2 separate regions of the Homo sapiens genome follow, and region 2 is linked to region 1. Evidence: chromatin loops called from intact Hi-C (ENCODE). Cell type or tissue: IMR-90. All regions are shown on one strand. Each heading gives the region's core, and the rest is flanking DNA. Links, peaks and the distances in the headings are about the cores only. Region 1 holds the start of LOC105377627 (a long non-coding RNA gene). Region 2 overlaps NRXN1 (neurexin 1).

Evidence for each region. Hi-C counts contacts between places; a loop is a spot of excess contacts. Peaks named below come from ENCODE experiments on the same cell type or tissue, not always from the same donor. Only the 100,000 strongest peaks of a DNase experiment are listed, where the experiment ranks them.
Region 2: a loop joins it to region 1, with 4 times the contacts of the local background. A loop is called at or near these places in 2 of 110 quality-filtered maps.

What each region holds. Positions count from the first base shown.
Region 1 is chr2:51,342,002-51,357,531 of GRCh38, reverse strand. All of the region lies in intron 3 of NRXN1-DT (NRXN1 divergent transcript), which reads right to left. It overlaps LOC105377627 (a long non-coding RNA gene), which reads left to right and starts at 7,335. Exons shown (of 3, transcript XR_001739090.2): 1 at 7,335-7,403. In IMR-90, for the core only: no CTCF peak of the experiment used is centred there; a DNase peak (open chromatin) is centred at 7,261; H3K4me3 peaks cover 644 bases; H3K27ac peaks cover 1,176 bases.
Region 2 is chr2:50,522,468-50,537,997 of GRCh38, reverse strand. It overlaps NRXN1 (neurexin 1), which reads left to right. Exons shown (of 23, transcript NM_001330078.2): 11 at 6,568-6,771; 12 at 9,347-9,373. Among named protein-coding and RNA genes, the nearest start is that of MIR8485, 170 kb to the left of the region's middle. In IMR-90, for the core only: a CTCF peak has its summit at 8,192 (motif pointing left); a DNase peak (open chromatin) is centred at 8,187.

The sequences.
Region 1 (15,530 bases), core at 5,894-8,393:
AAACACAATTGGAGTTCCAGAAGGAAAAGTGAGCAGGAAAGGGGAAGAAAACAATTATTTGAGGAAATAACAGTCAAAACTTTCCACATTTGGTGAAAGACATAAATTTACACATTAAAGAAGGGCAGCAAATCCGAAAATAGATCAATATGAAAAAAAATCCTAGATTCCCACAAATTGCTCAAAATAAAAGGTAAAGAAAAATATCCTGAGAGCAGCCTCAGAAAAAAACAGCCATTATATAAAAAAAACCATAGAATTTAGAGTAACTGCAGACTTCTCATCATAAACCATGTAGAACAAAATGTTTAATGTGTCAAAAAGTTAAAATCTGTCAATACTGACAGATAAAATAATTAAGTCTAAATAAAATAAAATTCTACTTCACACACCATGTAATAAAAATAAGGTTTTTATTACAGAAGGATGTTATTGAATTACACATCTTGGCAATCAGAGGTTGCAGGGTGTGCTATCAGAACTATAGTAGATTGCTTGGAGCAAAGATCAACCACGCAATTTCCATATTACCTTATTCACATTTATCATTGATACATATTCAATTTTAGACTGTACTAATTTCATGCACATGTATTACCTTTCCTACATAATAAATTGCATGAAGAATGAGCTGTGTCTTCTTTTTACCCTTTATGTTCCCATAGAACTTTGCACTTAGTAAGTATGCAAAAATAACAGTTGAATAACTAAACCTCATAAATAAATACTATCATTATGTCAGGGTGAAATAGACAAATTATTCTCTAATATTGACAGGTATTTGTGCATGTGTGATTTTCCTCTCTAATGTAAATATCCATTCAGATGAGACTAAAAGGTAAATTATTTGTTTAAGTAATTGATAGTCAATCAAAGATGGATTTTATGCATTTTCATTAAATCACAGGTGTGTTAGTCTGTTCTCACACTGCTAATAAAGACATACCCAGGACTGGGTAAAGGAAAGAGGATAAATTGACTCACAGCTCCACATGGCTGGGGAAGTCTCACAATCATGGTGGAAGGCGAATGAGGAGCAAAGTCACGTCTTGCATGGTGGCAGGTAAGAGAACTTGTGGAGGGGAACTCCCATTTATAAAACCATCTGATCTCATGAGACTTATTCACTATCACAAGGACAGCACAGGAAAGACATGCCCTCAGGATTCAATTACCTCTCACCAGGTCCCTCTCACAACACATGGTAATTATGGGACCTTCAAGATGAGATTTGGGTGGCAACACTGCCAAACCATATCAATTAGTACCCTAAAAGTATATGTCACGAAACAAAGAAATATTAAAAACCCAAGAACAAGTGGTTAAATCTTCTAACTAGTTTTATTCATTCCTTCAGCTATGTTCAGTAGCTCACATTGCATACATGCATTTACCTTCTCAACTTTCTTTCTTTTTGCTAATGGAAGGCAATCATAGTGCAGTGACTTAAAGACTGGGCTCTCAAGTCAGAATGCGTGAGGTAAATCCTCAATTTATAACTTCCTCATAGCACTGCTTGAATCATTTCCCTAATATATATGCCTCAGTTTTCCGATTTGAAAATAGTTATAATAATGGTACCTACTCTGGAGGGTTGTTGTGAGTACCTAGTACAAAATATATATGTAAAGCCCTAGAGAAGTGCTTGGCATAAGTTAAGACTTTAATAAATTTTAACTATGGTTGTGAGAGTAGAAGTAGTGATAACAGTAGATTACCTACAACAGCAGAAGAATTATTTGAGTTCATTTCTACACTTGCAGAAGCAACAAAATGCAGGTTCTGTTGGCTTTACCTCTCTTGCATTTTTTTTTTTTTTTTTTTTGCGTCGGAGTCTCGCTCTGTCACGCAGGCTGGAGTGCAGTGGCACGATCTCGGCTCACTGCAAGCTCCACCTCCCGGGTTCCCACCATTCTCCTGCCTCATCCTCCCAAGTAGCTGGGACTACAGGTGCCCGCCACCATGCCCGGCTAATTTTTTTGTATTTTTAGTAGATATGGGGTTTCGCTGTGTTAGCCAGGATGGTCTTGATCTCATGACCTCTTGATCCGCCCGCCTCGGCCTCCCAAAGTGCTGGGATTACAGGCGTGATCTCTTGCATTTTTAAAAGATTTCTTTTAAACTACAGGCTGTGTGTACACACACTACATACATGACTCTTGGGCAAACATGAGGGTTTTTAAAGATGCTTTTGTATATATCTTTCTAATTTAGTATCTCTTTTGCCTATATTTTTAAAGTATAATAGAATAAGTTTGAGAGTACGAAAAATTAATTTTTACTTTTTAACATTTATTTTACTAAGACAGAGTATTTTTGTATAGTCAGAGTTTGTTTTGGTTTGGTTATTAATGCTGAAGTCTCTTTGAATATTTGTGAATTCCTTTTGTATTTTTTGTGTGAGAAAATACAAGCTTCCACACCATGGAAAGGAGAGAAGTAATTCCCTCCTTGCAGATAACTGGAAAGAGGATTTACGAAAAAGAATTAAGTGAAACAATATGTAGTGCACACATCCTAAAACTCTGTTTATGACAAATTTGGTTTGGGAAAAAACAAGAGAAGCAGACTGTGAACTGTTTATGAGAATTTTTCTTTCTTTAGAGTAGAAAGAAAACAAATCAAACTGATGATGGTCTGACTCTGATATTGTGAATCAAAGATTATTTTGTACTAGCCAACACAATCCAGCCATCCATCTATTCTATTTTATTAAACATCTTCCATAATTTAGGTAAATTATTTGAGTCCCTACTAATTAGACCTCACTTTCCTCTGGAAATAAGCCAATAAGAGTTAAGAAAATTATCATCATCCATACACAACCAAACACTCACACACACACACACACATTATATATATATATTTATTTATATATAAATATATATATATTATATAAATAAGAAAAGCACAGGAAAAACATGCTCTCATGATTCAACTACCTCTCACAGGGTCTCTCCCATGACACATGATAATTATGGGAGCTTCAAGATGATAATTATGAGTGGGGCAACAGCCAATCCATATCAATAGGTAACCTAAAAGTATACGCCATGAAACAAATAAGTATTAAAAACCCAAGAATAAGTTGTTAAATCTTCTAACTAGTTTTATTCATTCCTTCAGCTATGTTCAGTGGCTAACATTGTATATATGCCTTTACCTTATCAACTTTGTTTCCTTCACATATATATATATATAGAGAGAGAGAGAGAGACAGAGAGAGAGACAGAGAGAGACAGAGAGACAGAGAGACAGAGACAGAGACGGAGATTTTGCTCTGAAGTCCTGATATAGGCAAGGGCTTCTACAAGTGGCTTTATATTACTTTCATCAGGAGTCATCCTGAGAACTAATCTCAGCCCTCTGACCCTCTCCAGTGCAGGAAGAGAGTGACCCATACAACTAAAGCATTGCTCAGAAGGAGGCATTGTCATCTGGCTCAGTTAAGGGGAAGTGGAGCTAGGCCCTTGAGAAATTTCTGTTTCAAGGCCAAGGGTGAAGGGATGGCAGCAGGAAGATGGAGGAGGTGGATATCTACTGCTATTGCCTCCCATTTTTTCCACTCATTCTATAAGCTTTTATTTCATCTTCATTAGGTACCTGATGATACGAAGGAGGGAGCCTGTAAATTTTTGAAGTAAATGCTCAGCAACAGTTTTACAAAACAAACTTACCTAACCAAATAGTTAAGAAAAAGTATATTTTCTTAAAGTGAATAGAAACTGATGGTGAATATAGATTAAATTGCCTTCTTGAGGTTATGCTGGTGTGTGCCAGCATAAGCAAATACTAAGAAAGGGATTGATAACAAGGAGCCTTATCTCAGTGGGACATACAATGAAAAGTAGTAAGGCCAGGGTCACATGTAGATGAAGAGAGAAATTCAAGCATGCATGGTCTTGCATCTGCTTCTTGACCAACTCCTACTCATCTCATGCCACTTTCTCCTCCTTTCATCTCCCTAACCTCAGCTCTTCCCTTCTTCAAAGCTTACAACTCATCAACCTTGTGCGTTTATTTCATTTTCTAGAATGCCTGGAACTCATCTTGAAAAGGATTCTCAAACTTTTGTTGTCTTTCCTTAGATTGCTCTTCCCCTTTTCACCATTTTTCCAGCTTATTTTCAACAATCAGGTTTCAGCTTACGTATCATTTTCTTAACCTCCTTCAAAGGGTCCTTCTCGAAACGCCCTTGCTACAGAAGCCTCCCTCCTTGATATTATATACTGCAGCATCTTCCTTCTCTTCTCTATAGCACTTTTCATAGATTTCCATTACTGTATTTAATTTTTTATTTATTTACACTTTTTCCCCATAAAAAATAGCTTTATCTCCACAAGAAAGGCAACATTTATGCCTCTTCACCATTATATCTTGGTGGTCATCACCATACCTAAAATGCAGAGAATGCTCAGTAAACATTCATTTAATTTACAAAGTAAGAATATAGAAAATTCTGATTTATAGTAAATATAGTGCCAATTCTAGAATTAAGAGGGATTTGGGGATAACATAAAAGCTCCAAATATAACATTATTGTGGTTCACTCTCATATTGATTTAACCAAATAGCAAACTTTGTAGATTTAATTCTGAAATGTGTTTTTAATCATATTCAATTAATTCTTCTTTTTCACAGAATTATAGGACAAAGAAGCCTTTTAGCCATTTTTATAGATGACTAACTGCCCCCACAAATACATCAAATAATTTACATTAGGTATATCAGGTAAAAAATATTCCTTTGAATAATGTTTAATTAGCCAGGTTTGTTTTTTACAAACATTTTACAAGGATATCTTCTCCATACTTGCTTGGTTATTACCATTGGTCTTTTAAAGAAATATCTAGGATAAATGATAGATCATAAAAGGAAAAGATAAAAGAAATACAAAGTATTAAATCAGTGATCTCATGCTATGCCCAGAAAAGATGAAGACTTGATCTTTACAAAAAGCCTGAAAAGAGGTGATGGCTAGAATATGTTTCTGAGTTAGAACTGAGTACCCAAAAGGAATTTTTAAAAGCAAGGAACTAAAAATTAATTTTGAATACATTTTTAGAAAGATGAAAGCAGCACCAAATGCCAAGGAAAAAGAATGGATCTTCCTGTCTACCAATGAGCAGGCAACAGATGCCTTTGTACTGTTCATGTCTTCTTACCCCAGTCCCATGTGGACTCTCTGCAGTAAATACTGTTTGGCTTAACAGTCCATCATTTTCCCCAGTGAAGTCTCCATTTAGAAAGTAAGATTTTGCCCCTGGCTTGCCGGACTTTTGCCCTACATAAAGATAATGAGATTCGAACGGAACAGAAGCTAATTTGTGGGTTTAATATAGTGCTGCTTTTAGATAGTAATAAAATCCTTTTCTAAAACACTAAGTGCACATCAGCATTAACATAAGTCAAACAGTTTCCAGCCTCACATCTGAAGGGTGTTTTTTATTATTTAACTCCCTAGAGATGGCTTAATATCTACAGTGACCTAATAATGACCTGTTTTAGATTCAGATGATACTACTTTACATTTGAGTGGGAACCTAAAGGGTCTTTAGGAATTAGAAAATGTGGCCTGACTTGATGGGTTTGTCTGAGCTTTTCACTTTTAAGTCTTAACAGGAAGGAGACCACTGAATCATTGAATTACCCAGAGTTAAATTTGCTGTATAGACTAGAGACCTTATTTATGTAAAATTAGGTCACATATTTCTCCTTAGCAATTTAAAAAATTTATTTCTATGCTATACAATATAATATTGTGTATCCAATATATGAAAGTTATCCTTCAGTTTGCACCTTTTTTTATGATCTAACACACAAAAGGTATGAATTCAAGTCTCTAATGATATAGGAGAGATCTATAACATCCAGAAAGACCACTAGATCCATATTCCATTCATAATGCCAAATAGCTAGGTCACTGATGAAAGAAGAAATAACCTGTACCCTGTCATGCAAGGAAGACAGGTGGATGACTCTCAGATGAGGATTTTCCTTTTCTTTTCTTTTCTGTCTTTTTCTTTCTTTCCTTTCATTTTATTTGATCCACTGCATTTTTTTCTCATTATATTTTCTCAGTTTTAAACCAGAGGCTACACTACATGGTGAATATATTTGGACTGAATTGTAGGTTTTGGTATCACATGATCAGAACCATTCTTATTTTTCCTAAAATGATAACTTTCCTCACCCACAGGAAAATTCAAATCTTTGATGGAGAGAGCATTTGACAAGAATGAGCTCATAAATGGTGGCATGCAGCTATCATCCTAGAATATTATTGTTTGGAAATGTAAAAGGAAAATATAGTCATATGACACATGCTGTTTATGTCTAACACATTTAATTTAAAATGCTGTACCAGTCTACTCCATCTTTGAACATACTTCATTGTCTACGAAGTGTTTTTTGTTTAACAGCTTCATTGAAGTATAACCAAATTCAGTTAACTACACATATTGAAGGTGTACGATTGGATAAACTTTATTATTATTATTATTATTATTATTATATTATTATTATTTTGAGATGGTGTCTTGCTCTGTCACCCAGGCTGGAGTGCAGTGGTGCAATCTTAGCTCACTGCAACCTCTGCCTCCCAGGTTCAAGCAATTCTCCTGCGTCAGCCTCCCAAGTAGCTGGGACTACAGGCGCATGCCACCACGTCTGGCTAATTTTTGTATTTTTAGTAGAGATGGGGTTTCACCATGTTGTCCAGGCTGGTCTCGAGCTCCTGTCCTCAGGAGATCGCCCGCCTTGGCCTCCCAAATTGCTGGGATTACAGGAGTGAGCCACTGCACCCGGCCGGATAAACGTTAAAATAAGTACACATCCATGACACTATAATAACAATCAAAATAATGAACATATCCATCACCTACACAAGTTTCTTAGTGCTTCTTGTGATCCTTTCCTCCCCTCTTTTCCCTACCCGATTCCCAGGCAGCCAGTGATTTCCTTTCTTTCACTAGATGATAGTTTGTACTTCCTAGATTTCATGTAAATGAAATCATAAAGTATGATGTTTTTTAGGCTTGCCTCTTTCATGAATCATAGTTATTTTTTGTATATCAACAGTTTATTCCTTTTTATTGCTAAATAGCATTTCATTACATGAGCAGATAACAGTTTATTTATTCATCTGTGGATGAGCCTTTGGTTTGTTTCTTTTTTCAGCTATCATAAAAGGACTATGGATATTTCTGATATAAGCCCTAGTATGTACAAATGCTTTCATTTCTCCTGAGTAAATATCTCCAAGTGGGGTGACGTAAATCATATGATATGTTATGTTTAACTTTTCAGGAAGTTGCCAAGATAATTTCCAAATTAGTTTCAACATTATACATTCACCAGAAATGTATGAGAGTTCCAGCTCTTCCATATCCTGGCCAAATTTGGTATGTACAAACTTTTTATTTTTATTTATTTAATAATTTGTTTTCATACCTCAGTTTTGTATTAATTTGTGTTTCCTTGGGTTTAACGAAGTTGAGTATCTTTTTATGTGTGTATTTGATATTCTAATATTTCCTTTGTTAGCTTCCTGTAAAATCTTTTGCCTGTTTTTAATATTGTATTCTGTTTTGAGAGTTCTTTACCTAGTATTTACAAACTTTTTCACAGATATGTGATTTGCAAATATTTCCTTTTCTTCTATGTCATTCTCATATATTTTATAGAGCAAAAACTCTGTGGCAATACTTTTGGTGTTATAGCTAAGACACTTTTGCCCAGCACAAAATTATAATGGTTGTTTCTTATCTTTCATTTCACTTTGCTTTTCCCAATTTTAAGACCCGTGATCCATTTTCATTCAATTTTTGTATATGCTATGAGAAATGAATTAAAGTTCTTTCTTCTTGCATGTAAATGGTAAATGGCCAATTGGTTCAACATTATTTTTTCAAAAGACTATCACTTCTCCACTGAGATGTTTTTCCATACTTAGGAAAACACTTATCTACAAATATCTATTTCTGAACCCTCTATTTCATTTCATTCATTTGTCTACCTTAATCTTAATTCTGCATTGTTTTGATTACCAGAGGTTTGTAATAATTTTTGATATCAAGTTGTATTAGTCCTCCAACCTCATTCTTTTTCAAAATTGTTCTGGATATTCTGGGTCTTTGCATTTCTATATGAATTTTATAATCAATTGCCTAATTTCTACAAAAAGAGGCTACTGAAATTGTTATTGGGATTTTTTTGAACCTATAAATCAATTAGGAGAGAATTTACATCTTAACAATACTGAATCTTCTGACACATGAACATGACATATCTCTCCATTTGTTCAGGTACACTTTAGCTTATCTAAACAGTGCCTTGTGTTTTCTGGTATTATACGTCTTTTATATATGTTTTCAAGTTTTTCCTAAGTATTCATTTTTTGATGCTAAATAATATTTTTCAAATTTCAAATTTAAAATGTGTGTTCCTTATACAAAGAGATCAAATGGATTGTTGTATATTAATGTATCTGGCAACCTTACTAAACTCGTTTATTAGTCCTAATAGTTTGTTTGTAGATTCTGTTAGATTCCTAAGAAAGCATTCATATTGTCTAAGAATAGACAATTTTACTTCTTTCTTTCTGACGAGGATGCCTGTTATTTCTTTTCCTTACTTGATTGCACTAATTAGAAAGTCCAGTACAATAATGATAGAATTGAGAAAGCAGATATTATTGCCTCATTGCCAGTTTTTAGGATAGGGCAGTCTTTCAACATTAAATATATTAGTTATGGGTTTTCCATAAATGCTCTTTATCAAGTTGAGGAAGTTTCTTTGTATTCCAAGTTTGCCATGAGGTGTGTGTGTGTGCGTTTGTGTGTGTGTGTGTGTGTGTTTAATCAAGAATTGATGTTACATTGATTGATTTCTAATTGTTAAACCAATATCTTATTAAAAAGCATACTTGGGGCCGGGCGCGGTGGCTCACGCCTGTAATCCCAGCACTTTGGGAGGCCGAGGCGGGCAGATCATGAGGGCAAGAGATCGAGACCATCCTGGCTAACACGGTAAAACTCCGTCTCTACTAAAAATGCAAAAAAAAAAAAAAAAAAAATTAGCCGGGCGTGGTGGCAGGCGCCTGTAGTCCCAGCTACTTGGGAGGCTGAGGCAAGATAATGGCGTGAACCTGAGAGGCGGAGCTTGCAGTGAGTCGAGATCGCGCCACTGCACTCCAGCCTGGGCAACAGAGGGAGACTCCGTCTCAAAAAAAAAAAAACAAAAAAACAAGAAAAAGAAAAAAGAAAAAAAAAGCATACTTGGTTATGATGTAGTATCATTTTTATATATTGTTAGATTTGCTAAAATTTTATGTAACATTTTATTTTTATTTTTAGAGAGGGGGCTCTTTCACCCAAGCTAGAATGCAGTGGGGTGATCACAGCTCACTGCAGCCTACAAATCCTGAGCTCAAGCAATCCTCCCACTTCAGCCTCCCAAATAACTAGGACTACAGGCACTTGCCACCATGCCAGGCTAAATTTTTACATTTTTTGTAGACACAGAGTCTCTTCATGATGCCCAGAATAGTCTCAAACTCCTGGCCTCAAGCAATCATCTCTCCTCAACTTCCCAAATTGTTGGCATTATAAGCGTGCACCAGGCCTGCATTCATATTTATAGGATATATTGGTCTGTACTTTTCTTCGTTTGTAACGACTTTTTATAACTTTGATATCAGAGTAACGCTGATATCATACAATAAATTATAAAGTATTCCCTCTTCTTCAATATTCTGGAAAAGTTTGTGTTGAACTGGTATTATTTCCTCCTAAATGTTGCATAGATTTCACCAATAAATACATCTGGCCCTGAAGTTAGATTTCTTCATTTGCCCATAAGGTAATAGAATTTTATTTAGTCTTCCAATATTTGGGGTTTTCTAAGCATCTTCTATTATTAATTTTTAATATAAATCCATTTTGGTCACAGAATATACTTTGAATAACTTGAACTCCTTTAAACTTATTACAACTGGTTTATAGCCCAAAATGTGGTCAATCTGAAGTGTATTCATTAAAAAGTAACATATATTTTATCCTTGTTGAATACAATGTTCTGTGAAGGTCAATAAGGTCAAGTTGCATAATAGTGTTGCTCAAATCTTTATGTTTACTAATGTTCTATTTACTTGTTTCAGCCATTATTGAAAGGTGCTATTTGAACTTCTTAGTGTAAGTTTGGATTTGTCTGTTTCTCCTGAAAGTTCTGTTTTAATTGCATGTATTTTGAAGTTCTGTTATTAGGTACATAAACATTTAGAATTTTTATGTCCTGTTAACAAACTGACCTTTTATCAGGGACATTTTTTTCTCTGTTAATATTTTTTCCTCTAAGATATCTTTTCCTGATCTTACAGGCATGCTAGCTTTCCTTTGATTGGTGTTGGCATGGCATTTGTTCCATCCTTTAATTTTTAATATATTTGACTCTATATTTAAAGTGCATTACTTGTAGCCAGTATAGGCTTGGACTTGTTTATTTTTTTAATCAAATCTGACCATCTCCAAATTCGTTGGAATATTTAGACATTTTCTATTTAATTGATTTATTGGTATTGTTAGGTTTTATTCTATAAGCACACAGTTGTTTCTATTTGTCCCAGCTGTACTTTGTACAGGTTTTTATGTCCTCTTTGGAAAGAAATTGAAAATATTTTATAATTCTGTTTTATCTCCTTTCATAGCTTATTTGCTATAAATCTTTGTTATGTATGTAGTTGCTTTAGCATTTATATATGCATCTTTAACGTTTCAGTCTACTTTCAAGTGATATACCATTTTACATATAACAACTTTACTATAATGTACTTCCATGTCTCCTTTCCACATGTCCATGTTGTTACTGGGATACATTTTACTTTTAAATGTATTTTTAAAAATCCCATATTACATTTTCTTTTTTGCCTGTTTGTTTAAACAGTATATTACCTCTGAAGGCCTTACGCTGGGGCAATCAGAGCTTACCTGATGTGTTTCGTGTCTTGTAGTGACCACTGTCCTTTGTTGTTTCATTTACCTTTTCTTACAAACCACTGAATAGTTATTTTCATTGACTTTTTGGTTGCTTCGGATGAAAGAGCGAAAAGGCTCTCTGTTACTCCGTTCTAGCCAGAAGCTGAGTGGCTGAGGCAATTTTATTCAGCCACAGAGGTTTGGAACCATTGTAATTCAGAGCCATTATTTTTCTCTATGCAACTTCCCCTGCTGATCTTAGCTTTATCTCCTGATACTATATGCAAGGACCTAATCTGTCTTCTGTGTACTAACCTTTAATTTTTAAAATAATATATGTTAGGTCTCAGCTTTTAGATCTTCTACATTTCTCACTTGTATAATTGCTTACATTGGTCCTAGTTTGAAAGTGTTCAAGGTGATCATCTGCATTATATCCTACTTTATAGTAGACTCTTTGGTTATATTCCTCATCTGAAAGATGTATATTTTAGCTGCTGTGCATCTGATATTGTACCAATTTTTGGTATACATTTATTTAAACAATTTTCATAATAATTCTTCAGGTGATTGTTCTGTCTTCCTTTTAGGAATGTACTTTACCTAGTGACATGTAATGGATAATCTAAATGTACATCATTAAAAGAAAATTTCAGTAAATTATAATTTAGCCATATAATGAAATAGTATGCAGGTATTTAAACTGATGACAAAGATTTATTTTTATTGTCAAGCAAAAATATTTACTACCTTTAGTCAAAAATCAATTTGGAGAGCAGAATTTTATGTATACTAAGAGCAAGCAGTATATTTGTTTGATGTAGGTTGTGTTATCTGAGAGAAATAGATGGACATATAACAGTGCTGAACTGCTATCTCTGTATGTGTACCTACACAAATAAGTATCTGAATGATACGCAATATGCATAAAGTTTTACTACAGTTTTTAATCTCTTATTTGATTTTTTAAATCAAACAACAAATAAGAGATTAAAAACTAGTCTTATTTACTATTAATACTTAGTAAATATATTCTATATAACATAATATATATTATACAAATACTTAATAGTAAATATATTATGTATAATATAATATATATTATATATATGCATGTGTGTATATCTGTGTGAAAGTGTGGTTACATAAATACCTATCAATTATATCGACAGGGAAAAACAAATATTGATGCCATTTTTAAGCTGTAATTAAAAGTAAAAACATAAACACTTTCCAGCTTATAACTTAATTCATATTTTAATTTATATTATTAAAATGCCTTTAGTAATAATGGCACCAATAAATTCAAAATTCTATAAGAAAAAATGAGTTTAACTATACTTCTGGCTTTTATCTACTCAGTTCAGCCATATTTTATCTTCAGTATTACAATATAAACCTCAGAGGGTTAGATGATACGGGTTAAGTTTCAATTGCACAGCTGAATATTTTGGGGCTTATCCAACCTGAGCCTTTCAAGACTCATTGAGTATTGGTGTAAGTTGACCCTGTGGCTTGATCGTCTTCCTTCTCAGCAGTATTCAAAGCTAGACTCATGTAGGCAGAATATGAAGGATATCTAGCCAAGTTTTAGGTTTTTACATTTGTTTTGTGTGCCTATTTTAAGTGTTTAAATACTATCTATTTTTATTATAGAAATCACACAAATGTAAGAAATGAATTTAAAAAACAAATTTGGAAAATACATGAAGTTATAAAGCAAATAAATATTATATATAGGCTTACCATCAGAGATAATTATTGTAAAAATTTTTATTTACCTCAGACAGCAAAACTTTGATATTCTTTTTGCTTTTAATCTGCCTTCTTTATTTACTACCTTGTGATATATTTAACCACCATAAAGCACTTGTCTCACCATAAATACATATAGAAGTGGACAACATTTCAGTTTCTTCATCTCCAAAAAGAATATAGGCATAGAAACTAAATGATAAGATGATGGTAAGAATTAAATGCCTGCAAATAGAATTATAAGTTTCAAGAACATAATAAATAAGGTATTAATGCTAGCTACTATTGTTAACCAATATACTGGAATATACTAAGATCTTTCCCACCTCAATCTCTTAGTACATTATTCTTCACATAATTTGGTCTCTCTTATAACTCAAGGGGCTCAATAACACTACTTGAATGAATGAATGAATGTGTGGATTATCATTATTCATTTTCTTAGTAGTAATATAGTAATAATATTAGCATTAGGGTTTATTAATTCAATACTCAAGAATTTTCACGATTTCTTTCTAGATACTTGAAGTCCTCTTATGAAGCATTACTGTTTTCTCAAAAATCTGCCATTAGCATTGGAAGGAATTGTAACTGAGCCCCCATCTTGCCTGTGGTAAAACTCATTTACATCATTTTCCAAAAGACAATTAATGATGAACAGAAAAATATTACATTCAGAAGAATCTGTTTCAAAAGGCTTTAGGCAGGACTTTCAAATCTGAAAACAATTCTCAGACAACATTTTAAAGGGAAAACACTAAACTGTTCATTGCAACACTGCACTACTGACTTTTGCAGACCTTCAACTGATTCAACAACTGGTATTTGACCCAGATATCTTTGTATGATTTGTCTTTACAAAGGCCATAAGTAAGAAAATTCACTATAAAAATGGATCTGCAAGTAATTGTGTTAACTTCTAAAGAATTTGTTGCGGCAATTTATTTAACTTATTTATTTATTTTATACCTGCCTTATTCAAGCAAATATTTCAAGCAACTTCAAGATATAAGCAGAAATGTAGCACAGGATGAAAATACCAGGTGTGAAATACGGAAATCGGAAAAGCACAACAGTGTGGTGGAAGGAGCACTAGATTAAGTACTAATTCTGCTGCCACATCGTTGTTTAATGTTTGAAGAGTCACTTTCACTCCTGGCCCTCTGGTTTTATACATTTTATTTTATTTTATCTTATTTTATTTTATTTTTTATTTTTTTTGAGACGGAGTTTTGCTCTTGTTTCCCAGGCTGGAGTGCAATGGCAAGATCTCAGCTCACTGCAACCTCTGCCTCCCAGGTTCCAGTGATTCTCCTACCTCAGCCTCCCAAGTAGCTGGGTTTACAGGCGCCTGCCACCACACCCGGCTAATTTTTGTATTTTTAGTAGAGACGGGGTTTCACCTTGTTGGCCAGGCTGATCCAGAACTCTTGACCTCAGGTGACCCACCCACTTCGGCCTCCCAAAGTGCTGGGATTATAGGCATGAGCTACCACATCCAGCCTGGCTCTATACATTTTAAAAGGCAGTACTAGGTAGTATAACCTTAGTTGCAACTAACAGTAAAGCTCACTGAAATTAAACAATGTGGGAAATGTAGCTGTTCATATACTTGTAAGTTTCAGACACAGTGTAGCTCCAGGTGAAGTTTTCCAAACAGCTCAGCAATGGCATGAAACAACAGTTTCCTTACTTACCTTACTTATTTCCATAGACTCAGTATCATTTTCTGGTTGCGTGTCTTCACTGGCCCTTAACAGCAAAGGCATTTTTAAACTTCTTTTATTCACACTACATCGTTTAGAATGGAAAGTTTTCCTTTGGATTCTAGACAATTTCTTTGAAATTAGACAATGATTCTAACTGTATTTTTATGGTTAATTGCTTGTCTTGTAGTAAATTAAAGCTAGTCACAGATACTCTGACATTGCTCCTATTGAAAAATGGGGTACCTGTCCTCTCCTCTTGAATCACAAGTAGGAGCTTTGCAACTCCCTTGACCAACAGAATATCCCACAAATGATACTGAGCCAATTTCTTGTCCCCAAAATGAAGATACTGACTGTTTTTATTTCTCATCATTTGGAACAGTCACTCTTGAAACCCAGCTGCCATGCTATGAGTAAGTCCAATTAGCAAAAGTCCCTGATAGAGAGGATTTGAGGCCTGCTGACAGCCTTGACTGAGATTTCAGCCAACACCCAATATCAATTTTGCTAACCGGGTAAGTGAACCATGCTGGAATTGGATCCTTCAGCCCTATCTGAAATGCTTTAGCTGATGCCGTGTGGAACAATGAAAGCCATTCCTTATGAACTTTACTCAAATTGAAGACATGTGAGTAAAATAACTTATGGCTGTTGCTGTAAGCCACTGGGTTTCGGACTGGCTTGTTTTGTAACAAAAGTTCACAAGAAAACCACTCCATCATTAGGACAGATTCAATATTTATTTTTTCCTAATTGTGTATGCTTCTTCCTGATGTGTGATGTAGTAACTTCCCTGAGTAGTGGTGAAATAACATTTTCATCGTTGGCTTCAAAATTTATTGGCATAATGTTTCAAAACATTAGCTTGTTTTATTTTTGATGAAAGAAACCAAGAGATTTATTTTCATGTTCACTGTGTTTGCTTCAAAATGACATTGTACCTTGTCAGGTATCACAGATCTATTGTTCAAATGTGTAGCATGAATCACATTGAAGATTGTATAATTTTTATCAACAGGAAAGTTAAGCTTTAATGGCATGTAATCAGGGTTGCCCCTAGAGTATTCAAGACCCTGGACAAGAACTTTTTGTG
Region 2 (15,530 bases), core at 6,945-9,444, 820 kb after region 1:
TGAGCCTAAGATGTATTATAGACAGTAACTGCTGTCTTTTTTGCCCAGTTTTTAACTTCAGAACATTAGACAGTAAAAGAGGCATGAATTATACATACCTATGGCTTCTAGTGCTAATACCCATGCTAAGAAATAGCATTTGAGGCAAGCTAAGCTATGAGTTGCAACTTCCCTGACACAACTGGGTGAGACTTAAGTTAGCCTGCTCATTTCACTTCAGTCAACTTACAAAAGAGGCAATATCCTCTCTGAAAAGTAAGCTGACTTTCAATCATCTAAGGTGCACCAACATTTCTGGAAGTGTACCCTAATAGAAAAAGTACTTACCTTTGGCTAGGACCTAACCAACTGCAGAGGATTCATTTACCAATTTGCTGTTAAGACTTAGCTGTGCCTATTGAAGTTCTGAGCAGGTGCTGCCTCTCTTTTTCTAACAGGAGGCAAACCCACATTTTATTTTTCTTTTTTTTCACCCTATACAATAAAAGGAATGAGGATTCAAAGAAAACTGAAGGGCAATAGCCATCCCAGTTGATCTGCAGAACAGGCTAAAGGAATAAATAGCAGAACAAATAGTTCTAAGTTTATTCTTCCATCGACCCAGTGTTTCAGATAAATGCTTTAGTCACTACACCTATTGCCACTTATTTTCAACAATGGAACTAAAAATCAATATGAAAAAATATTGATGAGTTGTTCCATTGTCCTCACCTGCTACAAATAACATTGCTTTATTACATATTTAGCCTAAAATTACCTGGCATCTATTTTTAAGCTATGAATATTTATTGTTTCCCTTTTTTATTCCTGAAATAGTTCAGTTCAGTTTGCCGAAAACCTCCTAGGAAAAAGAGGGGTTGTTTTGTGAAACCCAAAATTGAAACCTGATTTTGGTTATTTATCTTAAAAAGGAGGTACATCAACTTATTAGTTCTGAGATTAATATTAACAATATAAATATTTAATAGTAACATAGAAATCATATATTAAACCACTTACCATATGCTGTTATTATTGTAGGTCATGCAATTAGATGGGTCAGTAGACGGGTATGTTATCACATAGATACAGATATATTCATTCTCTTTATGATAGTACCTAACCGGCATTTCTGTGAATTGTCAATACAACTTAGCTATTTCTATATAGTTTAGTTAGTATGGTGTATATTCTTTATAAGTTTCCTCTTTGCATTTTGCTTCCTAATTTTAGTTTGTTTGTTTAGTTTTGTTTTTGGAAATTGCCAAAAGGATGAACAATGTAACAAAGCTTGCAAGGTATAATACAGTTACGCATAATATGAGATTAGCGGACTTGCACGATTTAAGGTTTTGTTTTAATTTTAATCACCCAGAGAGCTGCCAGTTGTTCTGATGCCTCTTGGTTAAGTGAAGCTGAAAAAAGGGTATAACTCAACTGTCACATGAATTACGGAAGCTTTCTGTTAACTATGCGTGGTGTACCACCCTGTGGCAATATTCCGCTACTACCTATGGCAAAAATGAAAATAGAAATTGTAGATCTTTCAGAGCCAGGATGAGAGAAGAAATATTTATATATTGCAATGATTAGAAAAAGGGGCAGCAAGCATATGTAGATTTGTAAATGAGAATTTAATAGCAAACTTCATCATTGGGATTCAGCATACGTCTTTATCTGATAGGAGGCTGCAGGTTTCTGCAGATTTCTTTGTCTCCAGGTTGGCTGTATGCATTTTTGGGTGGTTCTTGTTACTGGACTACCCATGTGTATTGCGTGAGTCCTTTGCTTTTCAGAAGTAATTTTCTTGCTCACGTTAGGGTGCCTCCTGAAAGCAAAGGAAATGTGTGATGGTTGTCATGCTCAATACCACAAAATTTGGCTTCTGCCCAGTTCGTGGCTATTATGCCCTAGTTCAGTTAACACAAGATTGTGCCTGAACCTCCGAATTTCCAATTTAAAACAGGGGGCTTTGACAGAGTTTCTTCTCCAGACACACATTGGTCACTTAAGGCTGTTGTTGATCAAATAAGAGTTGACAACTCTTGAAGTTTCTTTTTTTAAGAGAACTTTTAAAGTTGTTTTCTTATTAACTTTGAGCAAAAATTGATAATTTATAATTTATGAAAATAATTATTCAAAGTAATTAAAAAACATGTTCAGCTCCTTGGATTTAGAAAGTTCAACATGGAAAAATTATGTTGCAATTGCATTATAGGAGATGTTTATCATGCCTAAGGAAGCAAAGGAGTTTATAAGAAAGAATAAGATACTTGCTAACTTAGGCAGACAAGAAGAGAGTATTTTGTTTTACATGTATTGATCCTATAAGAAGGAGTAGTACAGAAATAATGTTCAATGAATAAAAGTTAAATTTAGCGCCTTCCCTTCTGCTTTATTTTTAATAAAACTGAGAATTTGTGGAGACTTGATCATATAAAAATTATTCTGTTATATGTAAGAATAAGAGCATTGATATAATCAGAGATCTGCTTTATACTGTTTGTTAAATTCTAACAGATGGAGGGACAGATGTCAGAGCAATATAATTTGGCTCCCTGTCTGATTTTCATCGTTGATCACAATATGTGACTGCCTTTCGGCAAAACTGAGCACAGGTGTACACTTTAGACTGCAACAAAGAATAATGTAGAAAAGGAAATTTATCAAACTTAATGACAAGGGAGAAGGAGATATAGAAGACAAAGTTGAAACTGGTTTTCTCCCCCAGTGGGAAGTATTGTATTGGAATTAGCCTTTTAAAGAATTATTGTATATTCTAAATGATGAAATAATTTTACTAGTGTTCAAGGATGCTGCCAAATAGCATAACCTTCAAATGTCAGAATGTTGTTTACCATTTATTTGGCAACTCTAGACTACAACCCTGTGCATTTTCCATTTCTTGTCTAATTAAACATTAACTCTAATTGTGAGGAATCGTTTAGGCTTTCATTTGTCATTTATCAACAAGTTATTTTCACATTGAGAATTATTTAACATGACACTCGGGGGCACTCTAGTTTTATTACTTTACTATGTTATTTCAGTCCTGCAGCTTTCTGGAGAATGTTAAAGGCTAATGATTCTGATTATTTTTTTCTCTGGGTTGTATTTCACACTATATTTATGATCCATTGTCAGTCATCTGTATTTCTTAAAGGAGGTGCCCCCTATTTAGTTTTCAATCAAATCAAGCTACTTTTCCCAGAAGAATATGATTATTTCAAAAATGTGATTATTGAATAATAGAGCCTAGTTATAGAGATTAAATAAAGAAGAGAAAACAAACACTGTTTTGATCCTTTTATCTATATGAAACCAAAGTAACTGAACACATGATAATGACTTTTACACTTTTATTCGGGTGCTTGTTGCTTTACAGATATGGGTCATGATTGTCTAGTTTAGGAAAAACAAAAGTAAAGATCAAATTTCTTTTAAAATTATACCACAAGCATTTTTCTCTCTAGAATTCACTATAACTTTACACTCAGGTTTTCATTATTTTTTGAGCAACAGCAATTTGATTATTTGCACTGGTCTTTGACCACTGGGATTTTACTCCCATTTGGGAAACTTTTTGTCTAATTGGAAAAAAATATGATATTATATAGAACCACTATATTTTTGAAAGACCATATTTTGTTTTATCAGTGCTTAGGGCATTGCCTAACCATGAGGCCCCTGTTTTGATAAATAGACACTTCCCTAGCCTATCTTCTGCAGCCCAATTTTGGCCTTCAAAGTGGACCTTATTACATATTTCGTTCATGCACAGTACTGAAATTAGATTTCACTTGCAATAAGCAGAATAAATACTTAATTTCTTTGGTAAGCTTTTATGTAAGCTTGGTATTCAAATTGAAATTAGCTCACTGTGTGTGTATGTGTGTGTGTGTGTGTGTGTGTGTGTGTGCAATTATTGATTCAATTAATATTTATGGAGGCTCTGCTGTGGGCCTGGCATTGTGGGGGCACTTGCTGCTGATAGAGCAATGCATATGAGAGACTGATCTCTGCCCTCAAGGTACTTGTATTCTAAAGGGCATATACAGATAATACTCTACAAACAAGAAATGGTCATTTCAACAAAGTGAAATGATGAATATATATTGAATAACTGGAGTGGGTAGCAGGTCTCTCTGGAGTAACATTTGAGCAGAGACCTAAATGCTGAAAGAACCAGCTATTTAAAGATCTGGGGTGAAACATTTTTAAACAGAGGGATCTAAAAGTGCAAACACTTCAGTGAGATCATGAAATTGGTGTATCTGGAGCTCACTGAACAAGAAGCGGGACATACTTAAAGCTGAGGCCAGAGAGATGGACTGGGGCCAGGGTCACACTGATCTTTGTAGGTTTAAAAAAGTAGGAACACGGTTGAGGGAGCTACTACAGTGGTGTAGGTGAGAGATGAGAGCAAAGTCTGAGGGACATTAGTGGCAGAGGTGAACAGCAATCAATTCAGAATGTGGATTGGAATTAGAGCCTTTAGGACTTGCAGACTTGCAAATGGATTGGACATGGCAGAGAGAGTAAGAGAAATCAGAAAGCTTTAGGTCTGAGCAATGAGATTATCATGTTTACTGAGATGGAGAAGACTGAAGAAGGAGCATGTTTTGAGTTTGTTCATTTTTGAAGGGAGTAAATCAAGAGTTTAATAATATTCCAATTGAAATATTCCAATTGAAATTTCATATTCCAATTGAAAATTTCCAATAGGCAATGAATGCTACAGCTCAGGAGAGAAGTCAGAACGCTTAATAAATATTAGAGGAGTGAGCATATGAGTTGACTGAGATCTCTTAAGTCAAGAGGTAGATGGAAAAGAGAAGGGAGCTAACCTAAGCAGGGAGACCTGGAACACTCAGTGCTTAGAGAGGTTCTGGTTCTCACTTAATCCCATCATGACAACAAATAGTGATTAAAGTCTTATAGAAACAGTACTTGACTTTCTGAAAAATAAACTTACAAAACCACAACTCTAAATATAGTCCTAATATTGAACACAGTTGTATCAGTACACTTAATTGCTATGCTGTGTAAGTAGGCAAAATAATGAAAATTTCCTGGTTCATTTTAATTCCAGGTAGTTTTTCTTTATTAAGTAGCATCCTGAGTTATCGGAACCAATGAGAAAGCAAACTGATTCACGCTTGTTTTGCAATATTCCACTACCATATGGTGCTTAACATTAAGGAGTCCTGACTATTTCTTAAAGCCGTCAGGTTGTCATCAACAGTTTTTTTTTTATTCATTTCTTTGTGTGTTTAAGACAGTACTAAGCAACTTCCCTACTGATGCCATCTGCCTTAGTTTAGTAACAAACATCCTCACAAGCTCCCCAGTCCCACCCCCATGCTTATTTAGTGTAGCAAAAGCACATCATTACTGCTTTGCATGAGAACTTATTCAGGACACCAGGGCTGTGCTTATAGATAATATTTAAAGTTACTCCCCTTCTATAAATTAATCTTAAAAGGAAGTAACAGTTCCTTAAAAGGAAGCCTTTGTAAAAATTACCTTGCTAAACATAATGGCTCAAAAGAAGTATTATCTGTTGTTTGGTAATATCAGTTTTTCTTTTTTCTTTTTGAACATCACCTTTGGTAAAGTATTGGCCTAGTTCCTATAGTTAAGCTATATTTCTTTTTTTTTTCTTTTAAAAATAATTCTATCAGGGCAGAGATTATGAAAAAAAAATGATGACAGTAACTTCTCCTAGAACTACAGGTTTTCAGAACAGATCAAAGCCCTGAGAAACCTTCTGGCAGTACCCTCTCATTGTGCAGATGAATAATTCAGAGCCAAGGCAAGGTTGACTAATTTCACAGAACTAGTCAGTGGGCTTACCATACATAAACATGCATTGAAAAGTTGCTGGAGGCTGGGCACAGGTTCCTTTTGGGAACCTGGGCGAGAGGGTCACTGGAGTCCAGGAGTTTGAGACCAGCCTTGGCAACAAAGGGAGACCCATCTCTAGAAAAAAGTATTAATAATAAGCTAGCCTGGCATGGTGTCATGCGCCTGTGGTCCCAGCTACTCAGGAGGTTGAGGTGGAAAGATTGCTTGAGCTCAGGAGGTCATGGCTGCAGTGAGCTGAGATCCTGTCACTGCACTCCAGCCTAGGGGATACAGACCTTGTCTCAAACAAACAAACAACAACAAAACCCAAACAAAAACAACAACAAAAAAATCCACAACTTCGCTGGTGTTTCAAACTAGGCTCACACTGTGGCTGTACAAAAGAACGTGATCTTTGCTCTTGAGAAGGGGGGCATATAATCAAACACTCAAAATTCAACATGATTAATGCTATAGGTAGAAAGTGCTCTGGGAACAAAAAAAAAGGAACTGCTGATATCTCTGTTTCTGGGCTTTAGCAAATATCTCACAAGGGAAGTCCTCTACTGTGACTTCTCTTTCCAGCTCACAGTTTTGTTTATTTCTGAAGAAGATGAATTGATTTTGTAGTATTGTGTTCTGGAAGTCTTAAATAAATGATAATAAATGATCCTTTTCCTCTTTAAAGTATTAATGCGCTATACCATCCAAGAACTTATCATATTCATTTTCCATCTCTAGAGGCAACGGTTTTGAGCTATGATGGGAGCATGTTTATGAAAATTCAGCTCCCCGTAGTCATGCATACGGAGGCTGAGGATGTTTCCTTACGGTTCCGATCCCAGCGTGCATATGGCATTCTGATGGCAACCACTTCTAGAGACTCTGCTGACACCCTCCGCCTGGAGCTAGACGCAGGACGTGTGAAACTGACGGTCAATCTAGGTAACAACCTGCCTTCCCCCATTGAACTAACACTTTTTTACTTTTTGTTCAATTTGCCTGCAAACATTGATCAAGTAGCCTGTTTGCCATGGAAAATTAAAACACTTAATGGTCTTATTTCCATCATTTAAAGTAATTTGAGGTTTTCGGGGGCATCTTTTTATTTTTTATTTTATTTTTTATGTTTAACATAACTTACTGTTTTGTGATTTCTACCACTGAGGGTTCTTAAAAGAGAGGCCATGTCTGTCAGTGAGGTTAATTGAAAATATAAATTATTAAGCCTGAGGTTGCCTCAAGCTGAATTTTCTGTTGATATATTCACTGACATTTGGATCGGTTGTAGGTGACATCCTTGCAGATAAATAAAAGCATGTCTTCTTAGAAAGGATTTGCACAAAATATCAAATTTCTGCTTTGTTATCTAGATCAAGAGCTGTTCTTACTCTACTCCATGGGCTTCTCCTTTGAATAATCACCTTTGTGGTACCCTGTCTTTTCTGTTTCGGAGTACTGTGTGGTGGTATTTTGCTATCAAACAGCGATCCACAGCCCTTCAATGCCCAAAGTCTGCGGCCCTTAGCAAACAGCCATGAGAACACTAGAGACACAGGCTCTTCTACAGAAAGATAATGCTTTCCTGCTTAATTGTAGCATTAAGAAAGACCCATTACAGTAAAACCTCACCAATCTAGATGAATTATGGGGAAAAACCAGGCTGAATTAGGAAAAAGTCTGAATTGCAGATTTTAAAATTTGTTTAAGCAGTTTTTATTTTTATAAATTATACTCAAAAACATAATAGTTTGGAAAGTCTTATCACGGAAAGGGCTCTCTAGGCTGATTTTAATGGTTGGATAAAAATTAATTATAATTAGCACATCGTTTCATGCAAACTATGCCATCAACATGAAGTATTGGAAATCAGTTTTCTTCCCACGCTTGGCTTTTCAAAGTCTTGTTTGTTTATGAGTTTAATTTTTTTTCTTAAGAGATCTTTGCTCATATCAAAGGAAGAATAAATACTCTGCCCAAATTTTCAGTGTTATCATTATTTCAAAATAAGAGGAGTCAAAATTAATGAGGTTTTACTGTATTTTTGACAGTGTTAAACACACGTATATAGAAATGAATAAACAGAGAGGGAAAAATGAAATTTGAAACTACATAGATTTACCCCAAAAAAGGAGTAATAAAATGTGATGAGGCAAGGCATTTGTGGAAACCCCACCTACATTTTCAAATTGTGCTGGGCAGAACGATAACTCATAAAATATAAAATTATCCCATTGGTATCTTATTGCATATAATCATATTTAATTAATATTAGTGAAATTAAGTTAAATATTAAGGTTAAAAAAATACTACTTTAAGAACACAGAGCACTCTCCTTTACTGTTCTGTTAGAGTACCCTCTAGTGACGATGACAGGTTATTACAAGCCAATCAAAACAAATCGCCTAATTGCATGCAGTAAAGCTGCTGTTAGTCAAAGTGGAAACACTCATGAGAATTTTCGAACAGCAAAGCATTCTGTAGAAAGAGGTGTGTAGGTGCTGGTCCTTGGCTGTTTGCAACCACTTTTCTGATGCGGTTGACGACACATGACAAACTCAGCTATATGGAAACAGAATCTAGGTTTATTTTTTTATGTTCTCCAAAGGCATTAAATAATAAAACCCAAACCAACAAATACATATAAAATAAATATGAAACATCCTACAGTCTTTTAAAAATAACCACTATAATTACAGTTTGTGTTACCCATACAAGACGTTCTGTTCTTATAGTAGCTACTTTTATATAAAGCAAATATAAGAAAGGGAAAATCAAGAAAGGAAAATCAAGGGAACCACGACACTTATTACACAGAGATAACACTGTTAGCTCCTAAGAGAGGCATAGGCTTGTGTGCCTTGAATAATGACTGCTCCTTAGCCACTGGAGTTTCTAAAGGAAACATACAGTTGTTTCTTTCCTCCTCCAATTAACGCAAGGTATGGAATCCAGCCAACATCTGGCAGTTACCTTTTTATGCCCAAGCAAATAAAATTTAAAAACAAAACAAAAACCCTTAGGGTAAGATAAGAATAATTTTAACTTGCTTTCCATTTGACCACTGCAATTCTGAAGGATTCTGTTGGCCTTTGTGGGATATTAGATTTCGGAGGTCCAAGATGTCTGAGCCTAGCTGAACCTGCACTGTACCCCATTGTGACGGAGCACTTTTACATTTTGCGGAAAACAATGATATGTTCTTTCACAGATGGGGAGAAAGTTGCAGCCAGTCTAAGCCAAACATCTTTGACATTTAACAATTCTTTACTTCACTTAGATTTGTCACCATGTAGCTTTGTTTGAATTGGCCATTTTTAAAACCTTCTATTGTTGTTTCCAATGGTAAACTTTTATAACAAAACATCTGGGCTTTATAAGTATGTAAAGAATAATGATATGGAGTGGCCATATTTGCATGTGTCTGTCCCCGGAAGGGTGGACTGTAATTTTATTGGATGTCTGCAGCTATTACCTTGAAGGATGAATTTTCATTTTTCATCTATTCTTCCCCATCTAGATTGTATCAGGATTAACTGTAATTCCAGTAAGTGCCTATTCAAAATTTTTAAAATGTTATTCCTCCATTATGATGTAAGCTAGTCAAGAAAAAGAGAGAGAGAGAGCAAGAGAAATGTGTTTATAAAACTCATGAGCTCACTTTTAAAGTATACCAGTCCATCATCTGGGTTGTAAAAATTCATTTTTAAATTTGTACAGCTGAAGACTTTCCCACTGCAGTTCCTACCTCTATATGGAAAAAGAGGTGACAAGTGTTTTGTAACAGAATGTGCCAGCACCTTATAGACATTTAGATACTGCAAGTGGCATTTTTAGACTCCAGTTGTTCTCTTCATAACCAAATAGGAGAAAATATTGTGGGTCTTATTTTCTTTTGTCTTTATCTTTTAACTCAAATACAAAAAAAAATACTTAATTCCTCTTACTTCGAGAGTTACTATTAAACCCATCTAAAGTTTTACATAGACATAGAAAATTACTCGTCTAAAACGTTCTTCCTTGATCATTAAGAATGTTTATATGATGAATTTTTACATCCTAATCATATCTCTGCAAAAATAACCAAAACCCTTCAAATCTGTGACATGCATGCAAACTGATGAGTCTGAAAAGATGCATGGACTGAGTTTTCTTTGAATTTGGATGAAAATCTGAAAGGATATAAGGACTGTGATTTTATTTTGAGTTGTGGCATTATCTTAAGTGTAAACTTATTTATTTCTGTACATAAATGCTCAGGTTTTTTCTTTCCAGGTTTTGCTGATCACATTAAGAAATCTCCAATGATCACAACACAAAGTCATCAGCAATTTAAATAAAATGGTTCTAACAAATTTCTAATCTCTCACTGTCACAGTAAAGAATTTTTTTCTATTCTCAAAACAATGCTGAATGTGAGTTGATGGAGTCTACTCCCCACAGCATTGGCCATGTTTTCAAGTGGCAATAAGGCATCCTCTGAGGAACAAATAGAGGTCTTAAACTTGCGAAAACAAGACTATTTTCCTAATAAAATACGTACTGTTTCAAACACTGTGCCTCTTACAACTCATAATTCTATCCACATATATTTAATATTCTTTTAAAAATAACATTAAAATGAGTTTGTTCAATCAGACCAATAAAAAAGTAACAGAATGATGACTTATTAAAAATTAAGTTAATAAATTATAACCAATATCCCAGGCATTTAAAAAGATCTCGAACAAAATAGTTCCTGAAAATAACCTGTCAAAGCTCTCACGTAAGCGGAATTTTTCAAATATATGTAATCTCCTCTCCAACTCTATCTCCTCCATGCATTCCTAAAAGGATATACATTTTGCACATCTAATACCAGGTCCAGTTTGCTTTCAGCTGGGGGCATAGATGCAGGCAAAGTGGCAACTCACAAAATATTCTTTGCCAAAGCCAGATCTGTGCCTCACTCTGGCTGTAGGTTTTCTTGATCCCTCCTGCATCTTAGAAAATCCTTGTGGGGACCAATATTCCTTTCTAGACCTCTACCTTATGTACTCTTTTTATTTTATTTATATGAAGCATGCAACAAGGCATGAATTTTTGAATTTACAAAATATAACTATGCAAAGTATAGCAATTAATGAAAATTATTCAAATGACATGTGATTCTGTATTCTGTGGCTATATCAATGATTTTTTAAATGTATGTTTATAGTATAATTACCCTTGTTAGACTCGTTTGCCATTTGGCTTATATCATGAGACTCTGGTATTGAGGACAGTCTTATTTTTCCTCTGGATATTCCACAGAATAATACCTTTGAGGACAAAGGTTTTTGCTGTTTAGTGAATTGTTTTCCCTTTTTAATGAGTATGTGATACTTGAATTCAATTAATGATTGTGAGCCTCCAGTGTACACATCGGACAGGACTGCACATTCCTTAACTTGACAGCAGTCACTGGAAAGAACATTCAATGAACAGGTAACATTTTCATTTCCTTTGCCTCTGTTTTATTTGGGGAATAGGGAGCAGGTGTAGTAAGAAACCCAAGTTCCATAAAAAAGACTCACCTTTGAGGAAAGGGAGGAATTTACATTCCAGATAATGCAAACCTAACACACAGTGATTAAATGAGCAGTGATTTCTACCTGGAGTGCATTTTGTACTCAATAAAAACTAAATTAACAATATCTGTATCTCAGTATAACTTGCAGTTTAATGAAAGACTGAGTTATTACATGTGTCCTCTGTGAGCCATAGGTTTGTCTGAGACTGAGAAAATTAATGTACGTTTATTAAATCACAGCCGATAACACCATTATCTCTAAAAATTGTGCCATACCTAAGCTATCAACTGTATTGTGAAATTAATATGAAATACCTCAATTGATATCTTTTAAGAAAATTATCACAAGAAATATACAAAGTAAAACATAAAAGATTATCTTACATTAAAGACTAATATTAAACTCTAAGTTATTACGTTTGAATGGAAACTTCCCCAGAAACACTTTTCTACTTTTACTTAAAATTGTGCTGCTGTTTCCTATAGTCATTTTCTCTTTCCCTACCCCACCGCCAAGTTTACAGCATTTGTACTTTATATGGAAAATATACATAGTGTCAGACTATCTAATCTTTGCCAGTGAAAAATGGGTGGGAGGTGAGGAGGGTAGAGGGTCCAGCTACATGTATTCAAACCTGAATGAATGTTTCTTTTTCAGCCACTCTTGTGTCAGTAGTTTAGATGCAGTGACAGAGTTTTCCATGGACATGTTAGGGCACAGCCCTTTGTTAAAATTTCCTCTGAGAAAGGCCAGATCTGAATTCCAAGTATTATCTCTGTCAAATTCCTTATTGCTACCATTTCCCCCCCGGGAAGAAAAGCTGTCAAGCATCCTTAAATGGAAGAAGAGAGCCTCTTTTCATTTAAAAATAAAAAAGCTTATTTTCAGCTATAGATAGGGTACTTTCTTTAAAAAGCTGTCTCTCTGAATAATGGCCATTTCACTGCCAAATGTATGTTTTGATCTTGCAGATTACAGAGTGTGACTGCACACAATCCCAGACGAGTCTCAGTTTATTGATGCTCATTAGCTTATACCATTGCTAAAATATGTTTATCTACAATTTGGGATTAGATTAAGGTCAGTGTTTCCAAATCCATGGGCTGCAAGGTGAGCACAGAAATGAATTATCCATGGCTCACCACTCTCCTCTGTCCAGGATAGGAATAGAAGGACAATCAGATTACCCTTGCCTCCTCTTTCTTTCTTAGACAGTGAAGGATACTTTAATAAGGGTAGATGGGAAGGGACTGTACAGTCACATTCTTTTAACATAAAAAGGAAAAAACTATCTGAATTAACGAAGGAACACAAATTGTAGGCTATTTTAAAACTCATCAAAGAAATCTGTACTAACAAAAACTAAATATTAACAAATCATTGTTGAAACCTTAAATCATATTGAACAAGGTGCTTTTGTGACTAGCACGTGAATTATTTGCATGAGAAGATGACTGTTTTACAGTCTCTTGCCTGGTCCATAGTATTAAATGACTTTAGTAAGTCATTTAAAAATGATAAAGAATGCAAAAAGAATTTTCTATTGCTTGTGAAATTTTCTCAAGTGCATTGTTAGTAGGTTCTGTACAGGACATTAGTCTCATTCTGCATTCTTTATATCTGCCAAAGCACATAGCCTAATGTCAATCTCAGAGTTATAATGATGGTCTCAATTTCAAGTTTGGTGCCCAATAATTCCAAACGATACATCCAAACTCATTAGGCTATGTGTTTCTATGTATTTTTTTTCTGAAAATTTGGCCTTTTTTGTGATGTACTGCATGATTAAGTAGTGCCATTTTTTTCTTTCTCTCTTCTTCTGGTAACCTTAAAAATCGTTAGACCTATAATCTTTTGAGGTGTAAATACATTGAAATTTTGAAAACTAAACTTGCTCCTATCAACTATAGGTAAGTCCTAATTGTCATATCAGTAACTACTTTAAATATGCAGTGGATTCAGTGGATTCAGGGAGCCTTTTGTGTTTCTTGGTTTTCTTATGCTTTCTATTCTTTTTGTTTTTCCAAATCAATGGCATAATTACGGAATGACCTTCTTGTTCACTGGAAGGCTTAGGGACACTTCGTTTATTTTATTTTATTTATTTATTTATTTATTTATTTATTTATTTATTTATTTATGAGATGGACTCTTGCTCTCTCATCCAGGCTGGAGTGCAGTGGTGCAATCTCAGCTCTCTGAAACCTCCGCCTCCCAGATTCAAGCAGTTCTCCTACCTCAGCCTTCCAAGTAGCTGGAACTACAGGCGTGCACCAGCATGCCTGGCTAATTTTTGTATTTTTAGTAGAGATGGGGTTTTGCCATGTTGGCCGGGCTCGTCTCGAACTCCTGACCTCAGGTGATCTGTCTGCCTTGGCCTCCCAAAGTGCTGGGATTACAGGCGTGAGCCACCACACCCGTCCTCAGGGACACTTCTGCATCCATATAAAAATAGATTTAATAAACTCATGATCTCTGGGGCTTGTTTTGTTTGCATTATGTGGCTTTCTTTATGCCTTATTACATTTGTCTGTTCTCCCACCTACCTGCACTTCCTTTCTTTCTATTAAGATTCACTCTTCTTACTTCTTCATTTCCAGTATTGTTTCTTCCGTTATCTTTTTTCTTGTCTTCTTAGAAGAATAAAAACTCTGGAGTTAAAAAAAATATTTAAGCAGACCTTCCAAGTACTTTTGGCTTCTCACAGAAAATAGTGTATTTAAGAGGCAGAGACAACACAATTACATATAACATTAGTGTGAACAAAGCATCAAGGGCTGAAGTTCAATTCCTATTTGCAGTCCAGTGCCCAAGTATTGGAGAGAAGGGGCATCTAAGGACAAGTACTTGACCTCGCTTTTGACTTGGGTATAGGGAAGAAACACTTCACATAGTATATTTTTGAAAAATGTACTTTGATGGATGTCTGGAGTAGATAATAAGATCTTTGTATTACCATTTTATTACCAGAATGAAAAGATCAAATGGATATTAGTTATCACCAATTTTTATGTAGATAAAAATGGAAAGCAATAAAAGAATGCAAAATGTCAACCACTGGCACTTAAGCCATATTAGATTGCTTTGATCAGGCTGCCATTTGAGAAGCTACTTAAAAAGATATGAGGAAATTTCTAGGGGCTGGAGCTTGTTAACATAAAGTAAATATTCAGTTTAGAGTCGCTGCTTGATGCCTGAGAGCAGAAAACTGTAAAAGGGAGTCTTTCGCCTCTGCCTTCACACAGCAGTCACTTGATTTGTGGAGTTCTGCCAGTCATTGCCTGTCAGTGACTGGTGCTATCCACCTGCCTAGGATAGAAGCTGCTCAAGGAATAAGGGAAGTTCAAAGTATAAATAAAGAAAACAGAAGTCTCGTTGTTTTTTGTTGTTGTTTCTGTGTTGTTTTACTTAAAGTATATGTGAAGGGAATGAAAAGAAAGTTTATAAATTATTATTTTCAGCAAAAATCAAAAAAAATTGCATGTAAAATGTAAAGAATGAACATAGATTTCTGACAGAAAACAAATAAAAACAGGCAGTGTATTGGCACATGGCAATGAGTCTTTAGAATAATATCGAAATTGAGGCTGGGTGCTGTGGCTCACGCCTGTAATCCCAGCAGTTTGGGAGGCTGAGGCGGGTGGATCACCTGAGGTCAGGAGTTCTAGGACCAGCCTGACCAGCATGGTGAAACCCCGTCTCTACTAAAAATACAAAAAAACTAGCAGGGCATAGTGGCAGGTGCCTATAATCCCAGCTACTTGGGAGGCTGAGGCAGGAGAATTGCTTGAACCTGGCAGGCGGAGGTTGCACTGAGCCAAGGTTGCGCCATTGCACTCCAGCCTGGGTGAGAGAGCAAGACTCCTCTCAAAAAAAAAAAAAAAAAAAAAAAAAAAAAATGAATAAAAATAAATGAATAAATGGAAGCCCATTTAAATTATCCACATGTTTAAACTTATGAGAATTGTAAAGAAGAATACAGCTTTCATTGCATATTTAGATGACTACATGGATTAGGCAACAGAATGATACTGTGAGTGGTTGAAAAGTAGATTGCTTTGGTCTATTTTAGTGAATGATTAATCTACTGATTGCTTATATGCAAATATAAAATGCTGTGATATTCTAAAAACTACTCTTGTGCAGTTTAAG